2 separate regions of the Mus musculus genome follow, and region 2 is linked to region 1. A link is a contact called in ENCODE POLR2A ChIA-PET data. All regions are on one chromosome and are shown on one strand. The core of a region is the stretch at or near the end of the contact, and the rest is flanking DNA. Distances in the headings are between cores, read along the strand shown. Region 1 holds the start of Ctnnd1 (catenin (cadherin associated protein), delta 1). Region 2 holds the start of Ypel4 (yippee like 4).

Region 1 (6,155 bases), core at 1,947-4,446:
TGTAAGTAACTACGAAAACACTCCTGCCTAAAGCAAGTCTTCATTTATTTTAGTCCCAGCTGTTATGTCCATTCTCTTTGGGTAATGGCAATGTACCCCTGGTTAAATTCATTGACTCTGTACTCAATCAGACCAGGGTCAATCTTGACCTCCACCAATTAAATAATGAGATGTTTAAGCAAACCCCAGCTTCTTTGTCTCAAATTCATTTTTAAAAAATGGTTATTAGAGACTAAGTAGTCTATGCAAAATGCTTAGCACACAGTAAAATAAAACAATGACAGGGAGGGTAAAGGATGGGAAGACCTACAAGATACTAACAGAGGGCCGTCACCTACCACAATAGAAAGCAATAAATTATACACAGCTAAATATTTTGATATTGCAATTGATAGTGATCTAAGCCGAATTTATCTGCCTGCATCCTGTCTCATCTACCCCTAGGAACAATTATTTGATAAACCTAAGGCTGGCATGTGATTACAGGAAGCTTTCCCCTTTCTAAGATTTCCAAGAGTCCCAATTTTAGACCAGCTGAAACCATGATGAGCACCCCCCCCCTCCATACCGGAATCCTAAGAAAGGCACTAGCACTCTATCTAACCAACCACACACACCTGAAACTCAGACCCACTACCTTACTCACGTAACAAAGAAACTAACTGAATTCCATATAAAGCAAACAAGGAAAGAAAATCTATACATTTCATACTCATTTGTCATCATTTTCACCCCAAAACCAAAATAAGCACAAAAAATAAAAATAATAGCAAAATAAAAGATTTACTTATCTGTACTCTTTCCTGTAATTCCAGAAAGAACCAAGGAAGGAGAAGTAAAAGACAAAAATCTTCCATCTTATCACCTCAAAAGGCTCTTCACTATACGGCAGGCCAAACAATACCTTAGTTTGTAAATAGTTCTGGACCCTAATGCTGCGCAACACGGCTACACAAAGCTCAGTTTCCAAGCCGGACCCAGATCACCAGCAGTCATCCAGAACCTATTTTCAAACTGCCTTTGTACTCCTCCTTCAGACTCTCATCCCTCCCCCTAAAGGTTGAGTGAGAAACCGACACTGTGGCAGCAACAAACCGACCCTCCAAAGACACACTGAGAAATCTCCTTGGAAAAGCATTTCAAAGGAAAATTGAAAAATTGGAAATGAAAACTATAGCCCAACACACTGTACATATTGTCTTTTGTCTTTCTTATCAATTACTTATTTTAATTCTGAGGTCCACTCGTCAAATTTTTTCCTGTAATCCTTGCCTAAATTATATGGAAAGGAAAAGAGGAACAAAACTTGTTTCCTCCAGAAGCCACAACCGCACAAGGACAAAATCATCACACAAGGAATGTCTTCCCAGTAGAAAAATATTCAAGGAAATATTCTAGTCTAAAAAAAATGGGGACAGGGACTATGAAATCAAAAGATTAAAGATTCATATCAGTTTAAAGGTAATGAGGAGCTTAGATATTAAGACCCATCTTGATACAATTAGAGCAATATCTATTCCAGCTCTAATTTCCATGCTGATTTCCATTTTAAAAGAAGAAAGTACCTATTTTCCAGCTACTGAAGAGTTGGCTATATAATTATCTAGGATCTGCACATTTCCAAGAATGCATATAAAAAAATCAAAACCAAGCAAACCTTAAGGTCAATTATAAAACATGAACCAGTCACAAGCCTTTAGCTTTAACAGAGTTCTAACTTAGTGGTAAGTTAATTGAGCAGGCAAACAAACAAAAGACACCTCAAAAAAGCATCATTCCAGTGGCTTAAAAATAAAATTCCCTTTGTGCTTTCTCAAACATGCTTTGCAAACTCCAAGTTTTCATTAAGTGGTTTCTCTTCACCCGTCTATTTACAACCTACAAACCTTTCAGAGACCAAAAGGACTGAGAAAAGACTTTCAGGTGTTTTGCTGTTTCACTCCGGTCAACAGAAAGTATGATTAGAATTTCCTTATCCCTTTAAAGGCCAAACATTACCATATCAGTAAGTTTAACACACACCTTTACAAATCTGTGCCACTAAAACGACTTTTAGTACAAAAAGGAAGGAAGGAAGGAAGGAAGGAAGGAAGGAAGGAAGGAAGGAAGGAAGGAAGGAAGGAAGGGCAACTCAAGTTAACGTAGATCCATTTGTTTTCACAAGGCAAAGCAAAGAGCCTCCTAGGCAGGCAGGCAGGCAGGCAGGCAGGCAGGCGACAGCGGCTCCCACCCACCACCACACCTGGAAAAGTGAAAGAGGGATCCACCCAGGAACTGCAGCGCTGAAACCCTTCTGGGCCGTTCACGTTCAGAAGGAAAAAACAATACCATTGAAACTCGAAAGCTTCCTGCAACTTCCCACTGCCACAAATTCAAAGGTGAGGGGGCTAAAAGTTCCGAAACATGGTAAGAGCCATCTGTACGACCAGCTTCCGACCAGGGCAGAGTCCTTCCCCAACCCACACACAACATGCCCCCCCCCCCAAACAACTTTTTGAGCTCTGAAAAATAAGAGTATGTTAGCTAAATCCAGGGAAAAAAATAATATAAAAGTACACACAAAAAAAGGAATTTACACAACTTCTACCCCTGGTTCCAACCAGCTTCCGGTATTACACCTAGAAGTTTGTTTCCAGGTCTTGTACGTTTTACCTTTTCCTTAACTAAATAAAATACCAAGAAACCTCCAAAGTATTAAAAGTGAAAAAAATAATTGGTTAAAATTCACCGTCAGCACTAACAGGCTTTCTCACCCTTTTAAAAGTCCCTCCAGTTACCATTAAGAAAAAAATTCCACTTGAGTTACCCCTTTCCCAATACACACATTTTTAATAAAAGGAAAAAAATTTAAAAAGCACACACCTCAAATGTGGACTTCTAAAGCCAGTCCTTTAAGAAACAAACCCAAAGCTTCACCAATGTGCTGAGAAAGACAAATCCAGCGAGGTTCGCCGCCTCTTCCTCTTCCTCGTTCCAGGATCTTTCCTGCCTTTCTCCTCTCCCTCCGTGTCTGTCTCGCTCGCTGGCTCTCCCTCCCTCCCTCTTGATCGTCCTCTTTCTCTCTCTCTCTCTCTCCCTTTCCCTCTCTCCCTCTCTCCCTCTCTCTCCCTCTCTCCTTTTCCCCTCAGATCCAACACCTAAAATGGAAGTTGCACCCAGCCAAAGGCAAGGCAGCCTGGGTGGTGACAAACTGATCTGGCAGCCCTACCCTAGCTTTCCTAAGTGATGTCAGCCCCTGCGAGCTTCCAATAGGAACCAGGCATAAATCAGGGAGCTGACCTTATCCAATAGGAAACTTTATTATAGGAAATTAAAAAAAAAAAAGGGAGAGAGAAAGACGAGGAAGTTTTATACATATATATTATATGTATATTTAAAGCGGAGACTATACAATCTCTGAGGAATTACTGCAGATCTGGGGGGAGGTGGGAGGTGCTAAATAACAAAGCATTTTAGAACGGCACGCCTAAGCCTCAGTTCTCTTTGATGAGGGTCTTGTTCCCTTTCCCTACCTATCTGGGTGGGAAAACAGAAAAGAGCTTACTTTCTTTACTTGCTGCGGTTTGGTTTGCTGCTTTCTTCCCCAAAGCGTTTTCCCAAAGGAAGTCAGGAAAGAAGGAAGGAAATCCCAGAAACTGGACTATATGCTGACTGGGATGGTAGGAAATATCTGAGACAAACTCAATTTCATTGTTTTGGCTTAATTGAATTAAAAGCTAATGGAGAAAATAAATGCTTAGACTTCTTAATAGTTTGTTAGCCTTTCTTCTCTAAACTAAAAGGAAGCAGAATCCACTGAGCCCTTGAGGACCAGCACTATCTTCCCATCAAAACAATATGGGTTTGCCTGGGACAATAGGCAGAATCCAATAAACAAAGAGTGTAGACTAGTTAAGAATATCATCGTTAAAATAATTAAGAGAATGCTATTGTTTAGTCAACCCAAAATTACCTGCCTTTTTTATTTGACCTAAATAAAATATTATAGGGGTTTTCCTACGAATTCCTTTAAAGTTTATGAGGGGAAGGGGCTGTGTTTGTTGTTGAATTTTTTTTCTTTGGTGGGGAGGTTGCTTTGTTTTGTTTAAGATAGGATTTCACTCTACCCCAGGCTGGCCTCAAACTCAAAAACCCCATGCCTCCGACTTCTGAGTTATAGGGTTGAAGGTATATTACCACCTGGTAAAACTGGTATTAGTTATTCACTAATTACTAAACGAAGATAATGAGTTAGAAGGTCTCTCCTTATATATTTTTAAATTAGATTTCTTTGTGTGTGCATGAGTGCACATGTACTACAGCAGTCATACTCAGGTCAGAGAACAATTTGCAGGGATCAGTCCTCTCCTTCCTCCATATGGGCCCAGGGGTTAAACTTTGGTCATTATCTTGGTGGTGACCTCTTCTAGCCCTATTTTTAATTTATTTTTATTTTATTTTATTATTTGAGACAGGGTCTAATTATGTAGCCCTGACTGACCTAGAACTCTTGATATCTAGACCAGGCAGGCTGGCTTTGAGCTCACAGAGATACCCCCTGTGTCTGCCTCCTGAGTGCTGGGACAATAGGTGTGTGTTCCTATTGGCTGCTGCAAAATGTATCTTCATAAAGCTTTCATAATCTATAATGGTGATATACTGGCTAAGAAGAGAGACTGCAGTCAAACTGCTGGCTTCCAGCTACACCTCTACAAGTACACTAGTTCAGATTTTTGCACCACTATGAGACCTTGGCCAAATTATATAATCTCTGAAGCTCAGTTTCCTTAGCTATAAAATGGAAATAACTGTCTCTTGCTGGAGAGACAGCTCAGTGGAGACTGCCCACTTGCTGCTCAACCATGAGGGCCTGGTTCAGATTACAGCACCAATGTAAAGAGCCAGACATGGCTATATGAATGCCTATGGATAGGAGGGGGAGTCCAGAGGGTCACTGCAGTTTACTGGTCACCAACCCAGGTCCAAGCTTAAAACAGTAAGTCAGAGAGTGATAGTGCAGAACACTGGATGTTCTTCTCTAGCCTCTGTGCCTGTACATCATATGTCACACATACAAATCTGTTGTCAGAATAAAAATACACGGGGCTGGTGAGATGGCTCAGTGGTTAAGAGCGCCGACTGCTCTTCCGAAGGTCCCAAGTTCAAATCCCAGCAACCACATGGTGGCTCACAACCATCCATAACGAAATCTGACACCCTCTTCTGGAATATCTGGGGACAGCTACAGTGTACTTACATATAATAAATAAATAAATCTTAAAAAAAAGAATAAAAATATACATAAGGCACATTTGCTTTTCAGTCAGATCTTGCTAATATAGTTCCTACCAGTGTAAAACTCATGTTATAACCCAAGATAGCCTTGAACTTCCAGTAACCCCACTGCTTCAACCTACAAACTAGGATTACAGAGATGAGCCACATTACCTAACAACATAAATGTGGTCTAAAGATGTCTAGCATATAGTATAAACTCATTCAGAATAAACTGTTGGCCTAGGGACATGGCTCATCAGTTAAGAGCACTGCCTGCTCTTGCAGAGGACCAGAATTCAATTTCCAGTACACACGCTGTGGCTCAAAGTCATTCAGAACTCCAGTTCCAGGAGATCTGAAGCTGCTACACACACACACACACACACACACACACACACACACACACACATAAATAAATAAATTTTAAATGAGATGGCTCAGTGGGTAAGGTGCTTGTCATTAGACCTGGAGTTTCATTTTGATTCTCAGGCTCCCCATGGTGGAAGGAGAGAACTGAACCTCACATGTTGTCCTTTGGTTTCGACACATTCACCCTGGCATGTGCATCCACACACATATACAAAAACTAATTAAAAACTAATTTAAAAAAACAAAGAAAAATGGATTATTAAAATGGGTAAGCTAGAGAGATGGCTCAGCAGTTAAGAGCACTGACTGCTCTTTCAGAGGTCCTGAGTTCAATTCCCAGCAACCACATGGTGGCTCACAGACATCTGTAATGGGATCTGATGCCCTCTTCTGGTGAGTGTGAAGACAGCTACAGTGTGCTAATATAAATAAATAAATAAATATATCTTTTTTTAAAGTGGGCATTGTAGTGCACATGCCTGTAATCCCAGCATTTGGAAAGTGGAGGAGGCAGAAGGATCAGGAGTTCA
Region 2 (6,155 bases), core at 1,919-4,418, 83 kb after region 1:
CAAGCCATTTGAGTGTGCTTGTTGCCTGCACTCTCTTCATTTCCAATCTCACCAGGCACTCTGGCAGTCTGCCTGCACCCGACCCCCGTAGGACACCCCATCACTCTGTCCTGTGTCCTGGTCCTTCTCTACAGCTAAACCTTTGATAGTTTTGTTTCTTTGTTGATTTAAGTTTATGAACATCCCTTTTGCTTCCAGCTCTAATTCTACAGCCTAGAGGCTGTTCTCTGCTTTTCCTCAAGCCTGGACCCTCAAAGTCATCTTCCTCTTATCCTTCTTTTCTTTTTCCTTTGTTGGGCTCATCATGCTGCGTGTCATGGTGATGATGTGGGGGTGGCAATGTGCCACAGTGCAGAGGCCAGAGGACAACGCTTTGGAGTGGACCCTGTCCTTTGACCTTGACAGAGATTCTGTCTGGGGACTGATCTCAGGTTTTCAGTCAGGCTTTTGGAAAGCAAGTGCATTTACCTGCTGAGCCATCTTCACAACTCCAGTATTACCATTTTTATCTGTTACACCCGCCATCTTTCTTTCTGGCTTTTGTATTTTGAGAGCCTTGAACTCTGGATCCTCCCATCTCTGCTTCTGCAGTGCTGGGATCACAGACATGAGCCATCATGACCAGCGTGCCTGTTTTTAGGCAGAGGCTCACACTGTAGCCCAGACTGGCCTGCAACTCCCTGTGTACTTAAGGCTGGCTGCTTACTGAGAGAGATCCTCTCACCTCAGCTTCCTGAATGATGCTAACCATCATTTCAGAGTCCTTCTTTCTTCAGCCAGCTCTTCTCATTTTCAGGCCTCTAGTACTAACCCTCATGATACACACACTGTGTCTTCAGAGCTTACCTACACGCCAGACTTGATCCCAATTGAGTATTCAGAATCTCCCTTTCTTCTTACAGGACCCATGGGATCTTTCTTTACCTGTTTTCCCTGCCTTAATCTTCACCCCTCACATGTGAGAAGAGAGATAGATAGCAAAACTACTCTCCATGAGTCTGTTTCAGTTTTCATTTTCTGAAAATTAGCCTATGAAATAAAATGGAGTTCTGTCTTGTGGATGGGTGCGTGTTCTGGGCCCACATAATTTAGTGACAGACACAGTACTGCACTCCATGGAAAGTGTTCCAGGTCAGATGAATTTTACCTGGAAGCTGATTTTAAATAAATAAATAAATAAATAAATAGTGGAGCTGGAGAGATGGCTCAGCAGTTAAGACCAAGGCTGCTCTTCCAGATGAGTTCAATTCCCAGCAACCACATGGTGGCTCACAACCATCTGTAATGGAATCTGACGCCCTCTTTGGTGTGTCTGAAGACAGTGACAGTGTACTCATATAAATTAAGTAAATAAAACTGTAAAAAAATTAGCAAGGGAAAATGTAATCCCTCTATAAGACAAACATTTGGCATCATGTCTCTTGAAATATCAAAACTGTAATAGAAAATCCCCTCTGAGCTTGAGTCATGCTCTGAGATGATGATGATGATGATGATGGTTCCCACCTGTATTGGTTCAGAGTTTCTGTTTATCCACTCCTTATCTTACCAGGACACACAGACTGGCCTGGAATTTGCAGTCCTGCCCATCTCATTGCCCCATGTAGAGAATGCTGTTTTGAAATAACACTAATCCTGGGGGTTGGAGAGATGGCTCAGCGGTTAAGAGCACTGACTGCTCTTCCAAAAGTCCTGAGTTCAATTCCCAGCAACCACATGGTGGCTCACAACCATCTGTAATGGGATCTGACACTCTTTTCTGGTGTGTCTGAAGACAGCTACAGTGTACTCGTATACATAAAGTAAACAAATCTTAAAAAAATAAAAATAACACTAACCCATAACAAAATTCAATTTAGAATGCTAATTTTAAAAGTTAAGTACAGGCCAGGCGTGGTGGTGCACGCCTTTAATCCCAGCACTCAGGAGGCAAAGGCAGGCAGATTTCTGAGTTCGAGGCCAGCCTGGTCTACAAAATGAGTTCCAGGACAGCCAGGGCTATACAGAGAAACCCTGTCTCGAACACCACCCCCCCCCAAAAAAAAGTTAAGTACAAAAGGAGGGAACAACCTAAAATTTCATTACTCTTTACTTAGTGCCTATCATATGTCAGGCACTTTGGAAATTTACAAGCTGTCTCACATAGTCACTTCTTCTGGAGGTAAATAGAATTAGCTTCACTGGTCAGAAGAGGAATTGTATAGTGCAGGAGGATTAGTCATTTGCCCAGGGTTCCTGGTGAATAATTGGCAAAGCTAAGATTTCAACACCGGTGTCTTGGATATCAAAGCCAGACACATAGCCCTTGTCTGAAGATGAAAGCAAACAACTATTTTGCAAATATCTTCAGCATGCTGGACTTTGCAATAGACACTGCAGTCTTGGGATGCAGAGTGAAGTTCCCCTGAGGATCTGAAAGTTCACAGCTCTGTTAAGAACCTCATGTCACATAGGTGTCTCCATTGGCAGCACAAACCGTTTGGAGGGAGTTGATAAGAGGTTCCTGGGTTTAAGATGTCATATTTGACCTATGGCTTCTTTGGGGCCATGAAATGGACATTAAAGCTTCCAAGTACTCAGTACTGAACACATTTGAGAGCCTGGTTTGTCAACCATGACAATTAATATATCCTTCTTTACCTTACCCTGCATCAGAGCTGATGTCAGAGTTGAAGTGGAAATGTATCATGTTGAGTGCGAGTGTACTTCCTGGCTCTCTCTAGATCCACCTCACTTCACCATCCTTGCTCCCTCCCTGCCACCCTCACTCCATCCCTGCCCTTCTTCGGGTTCCGTTTCCTTGGTCACACAGCCTTGCTCCTTAACAACCTATTTCTCCTTTTCCTTACCACCTACATCGACACCCCTATGCCAGCCATCTCTCTGCCCCCACTCCCTAACATCACCCCTCTAGCCTGGTCCCTTGATGCCTGCCCCCTCCCTCCCTCTCAACCCGCCTCCTGTGTCTCCCAGCCCTGCTCTGACGTGGGAGGTGAGGGGGGTGGGGGGTTGGATGACTCACAGTGTTATGATGCAGTTCCACAACACACAGCCACATTTACCCACAGACCGAGGTACAGAGCAAGAGGCAACCTCTGCCCCCCAGCAGCTGTCCAGCCTGCAGTCCCAGACCTCAGCCCCTCAACTACCCTCCCCCAATCCCATCCCCTTCCCAATTGAAGGAACCAACAGAGAAGAGAGAAGAGTGAACAGAGAGATTGAAAGAGATAGACGGAGATCTCTGGAGCAGACCTCAAGGTGAGGGGGGCAGCCCTTCTCCAAATCAATTTTTCCCCTTCGCAAATTACCTCTTCCTGCTGTGTGTTGCTTTCTCTCCTTTGCAAAAGCATTATTCATCCACCCTTTGTCCTCCCTTCCCCCTCCCTGCTGCCTCCGCTCCCTCCTCTCTCTCAGCTCCTCCATCCTTCCCCAAGCTCTGACGATTCTCTCGCACTTATTTCCCGGCAACTTTGGCTGCGGCATCAGACATCACTGTTTATTGTTTTTGCTACCGGTGCAGACCCCCAGAGTCAGCCCTGGGAGCTGGCTGCTCTGCTAATTATTCGGACCATACCATACTGAAAATGCCTGGTCCAGGGGGAGGCGAAAACTCAAAGCAATTGAATACATCCGTTGTGAGCACAAGTCCCCCTCCCCTTTTTATTCCCTGAGAGGCACTGGATTCGCACCTGGTTCCACCTGTCTCTGCCTTGTCACTTAGGCTCTCAGTTGCCAGTCTTCCCAGGCACAAGCCCTTCTGCTCCCCCCACCTCCCACAGTCCAGCCTCATCTCAGCTTCAGGGACTCGTCCTCTTCCCAGCACTCACCTTTGTTTTGTTTTCTGACCTCAGTAATTTCCCCGATTTGCTTCACCCCATGACGAGAGAGGGCAGAAATGGGAGAAGTGACCCCAACTCTCCTTTTTATGATTTTTTAATTTAATTTTATTTTTTTGTCCTTTGCAGCTTCTCCTCTGCTGGACAGAGAAGCAGAAAGGGACAGGGAGGGAGGCGTGACAGTGACAGAAGGACAGGGCTAGGGAAGAAGATAGCGGGAGGGGGCAAACCTGGCATCTCCTGGTCCCTTGAAGTAGGTGTTTCAAGGTGGCACCTTGAGGTGAACTACAGGCAAACTTGAAGGAAGATCATGGAAGTGATGCTGAACTGTAGCAAGAAGGGCCAGAATACAATGTCACCCTGAACTAAGCCCAAGGTGTCTTCCTGGGACTCAAGACAACAGTAGAGGACCAAAAACTGAAGATGGTCTCACCCAGGGGGATTTGTGGAGACTGCATGACAGCCCTTCGAGACAGTAGAAGAATCGGGTGCTCATGGCCACCATGGAGGACAGGAGAACAGACTGTTTATGTGGGTAACTGAAGCTGTGCTGCCTCCTCTGCTTGGTGGTCTAGCATCACGAGAGCACTTAGCGGGCATCTCTGAAGGAGACACAGGCCACCCCACCTACAGCTGCAGGATGCTCCACTAGAGAGGCAGAGGCACATCACCTGCTTATCGGAGTTAACAGAAGACACTTCCCTCCTTATCCTCTGCCTGCAGTGCACTCAGCTACTTTGGGACTGGAGTGTGAGCAGATCCCAGCGTCTCAGGATTCTTATCCCCGCAATTATCTCACTGTTGCTGTCCTGGCACTGGCATTTGCTCTAGCTCCTGGGAGGAGAAATGTTTTCTGCCTTGTGCCCTAAAGCCCAGCTTTTAAAAATAAGGTGTCCCCTTACCCTGTTGTCTCCTATTAAGGTTGCTCTCACTCTATAGCACACAGCCCAGAAGCCTGGCTTCTGATGTGCTGCCTACTTTCCACGGGCCTAGCTGTCAGACTTGCTGGAAGAAAGATAATTCTCCTCCTAGGGCTAGGTGCTTGTCTTTAACTCAGAGCTAAGGCAACGGTAAGTAAGTAATGAGACCAGAGGACCAGATGCTAGGAAGACAGCAAGTGCTCCCTCTAGTCTGGGAGCTGTATCATCCCAGGATGCAGGATTGAGGAACACCCAGGGTTAAGGTCTTCAATACTGAAGAAGCTACCAAGTTCTATGGAGTTCCAGGGCGCAGGACTCAACCGCAGGCGAGTGCCGAAACAGACTGTGTGTACCCATCTGCCTGTCCCTCTTTCCTTCCTTCCCAAAATATGGGCAAATTGTATTGCAAATGGAGGCCTTGAGACAGAAAAAACAAACAAGCTAAACAAACAAATCCAACTTCCAGGAAGACCTGACTCTTAAAAAGGTTCCGATCTCCTCCCATTAGGGTGCAGTTCCTCACAGAACTGGACACAAGGTGGGCCTCTGCAGGTGATGTTGCACTCAAGGCAGTGTCTGTGCCAGGAGGCAGCTCTCAATGGAAAATGCTAGAGGCTGCTACTGTCTCTGGAGAGAGAAAGGTACCAAATCCCTGGCCATGGCACAAGACGCCTGGAACCGCTGCCAGAACAGAATGGGACTCTAGGGGACAGAAAGTGCAACGAGAGGCTGAGGGCTGGTGGTGATGGGGACGGTGCAGATGAACTGAGCCCCATCTTCTCTAGCCAATCAAAAGCGTCTCCTTGTGAAGTCCTACCTCCGCTGATGCATCTTCTTCTCTTGCCAGGTGACTTCCCATTTCTATCTGGTTCTCGTCTGGGGGGGGCCCTGGCAGGGCAGCCCCCCCACACTGCTACTGTCCTGAAACACGGCTCTAGCCAATCTGCTCCGTTGCTTTACCTGCGACCGTCTCTGTGGGGGCTGCACCGCACCAGCCCCTCCAGCCCGCCAGGGCATCGTCCTCCAACCCGTCATGCCCAGCTGTGACCCTGGCCCGGCCCCCGCATGTTTACCCACCAAGACTTTCCGCAGTTACCTGCCCCGCTGCCACCGCACTTACAGTTGCGTCCACTGTCGAGCACACTTGGCCAAACACGATGAGCTTATTTCCAAGGTAACGCTGAAGTGAGGGCCTGCCACTCCCCCAGTCTTTTACTCCAGGCAGTGGGGCCAAGGGATACCCAGTAGTCACTGTCTGTCCTGTTTCCACAGTCCTTCCAAGGAAGCCATGGCCGGGCCTACCTGTTTAACTCCGTGTGAGTCCACCTCTTTCTTTGTGTGTGTGTGTGTGTGTGCTTGTGCGTGTACTTATGTTTCAACAGCTTTCCTCTTTGCAAAA

Evidence for each region. ChIA-PET counts read pairs that join two places held with the same protein, here RNA polymerase II (POLR2A).
Region 2: POLR2A ChIA-PET joins it to region 1 with 15 read pairs in Patski. The contact joins the promoter of Ypel4 here to the promoter of Ctnnd1 in region 1. POLR2A ChIA-PET finds 5 or more read pairs at or near these places in 3 of 5 experiments (Patski and embryonic stem cell).

Annotation. Positions count from the first base shown.
Region 1 is chr2:84,647,544-84,653,698 of GRCm38, forward strand. It overlaps Ctnnd1 (catenin (cadherin associated protein), delta 1), which reads right to left and starts at 3,197. Exons shown (of 19, transcript NM_001085450.1): 1 at 2,863-3,197.
Region 2 is chr2:84,731,036-84,737,190 of GRCm38, forward strand. It overlaps Ypel4 (yippee like 4), which reads left to right and starts at 3,169. Exons shown (of 5, transcript NM_001005342.2): 1 at 3,169-3,258; 2 at 5,604-5,930; 3 at 6,029-6,072. The coding sequence starts at 5,790.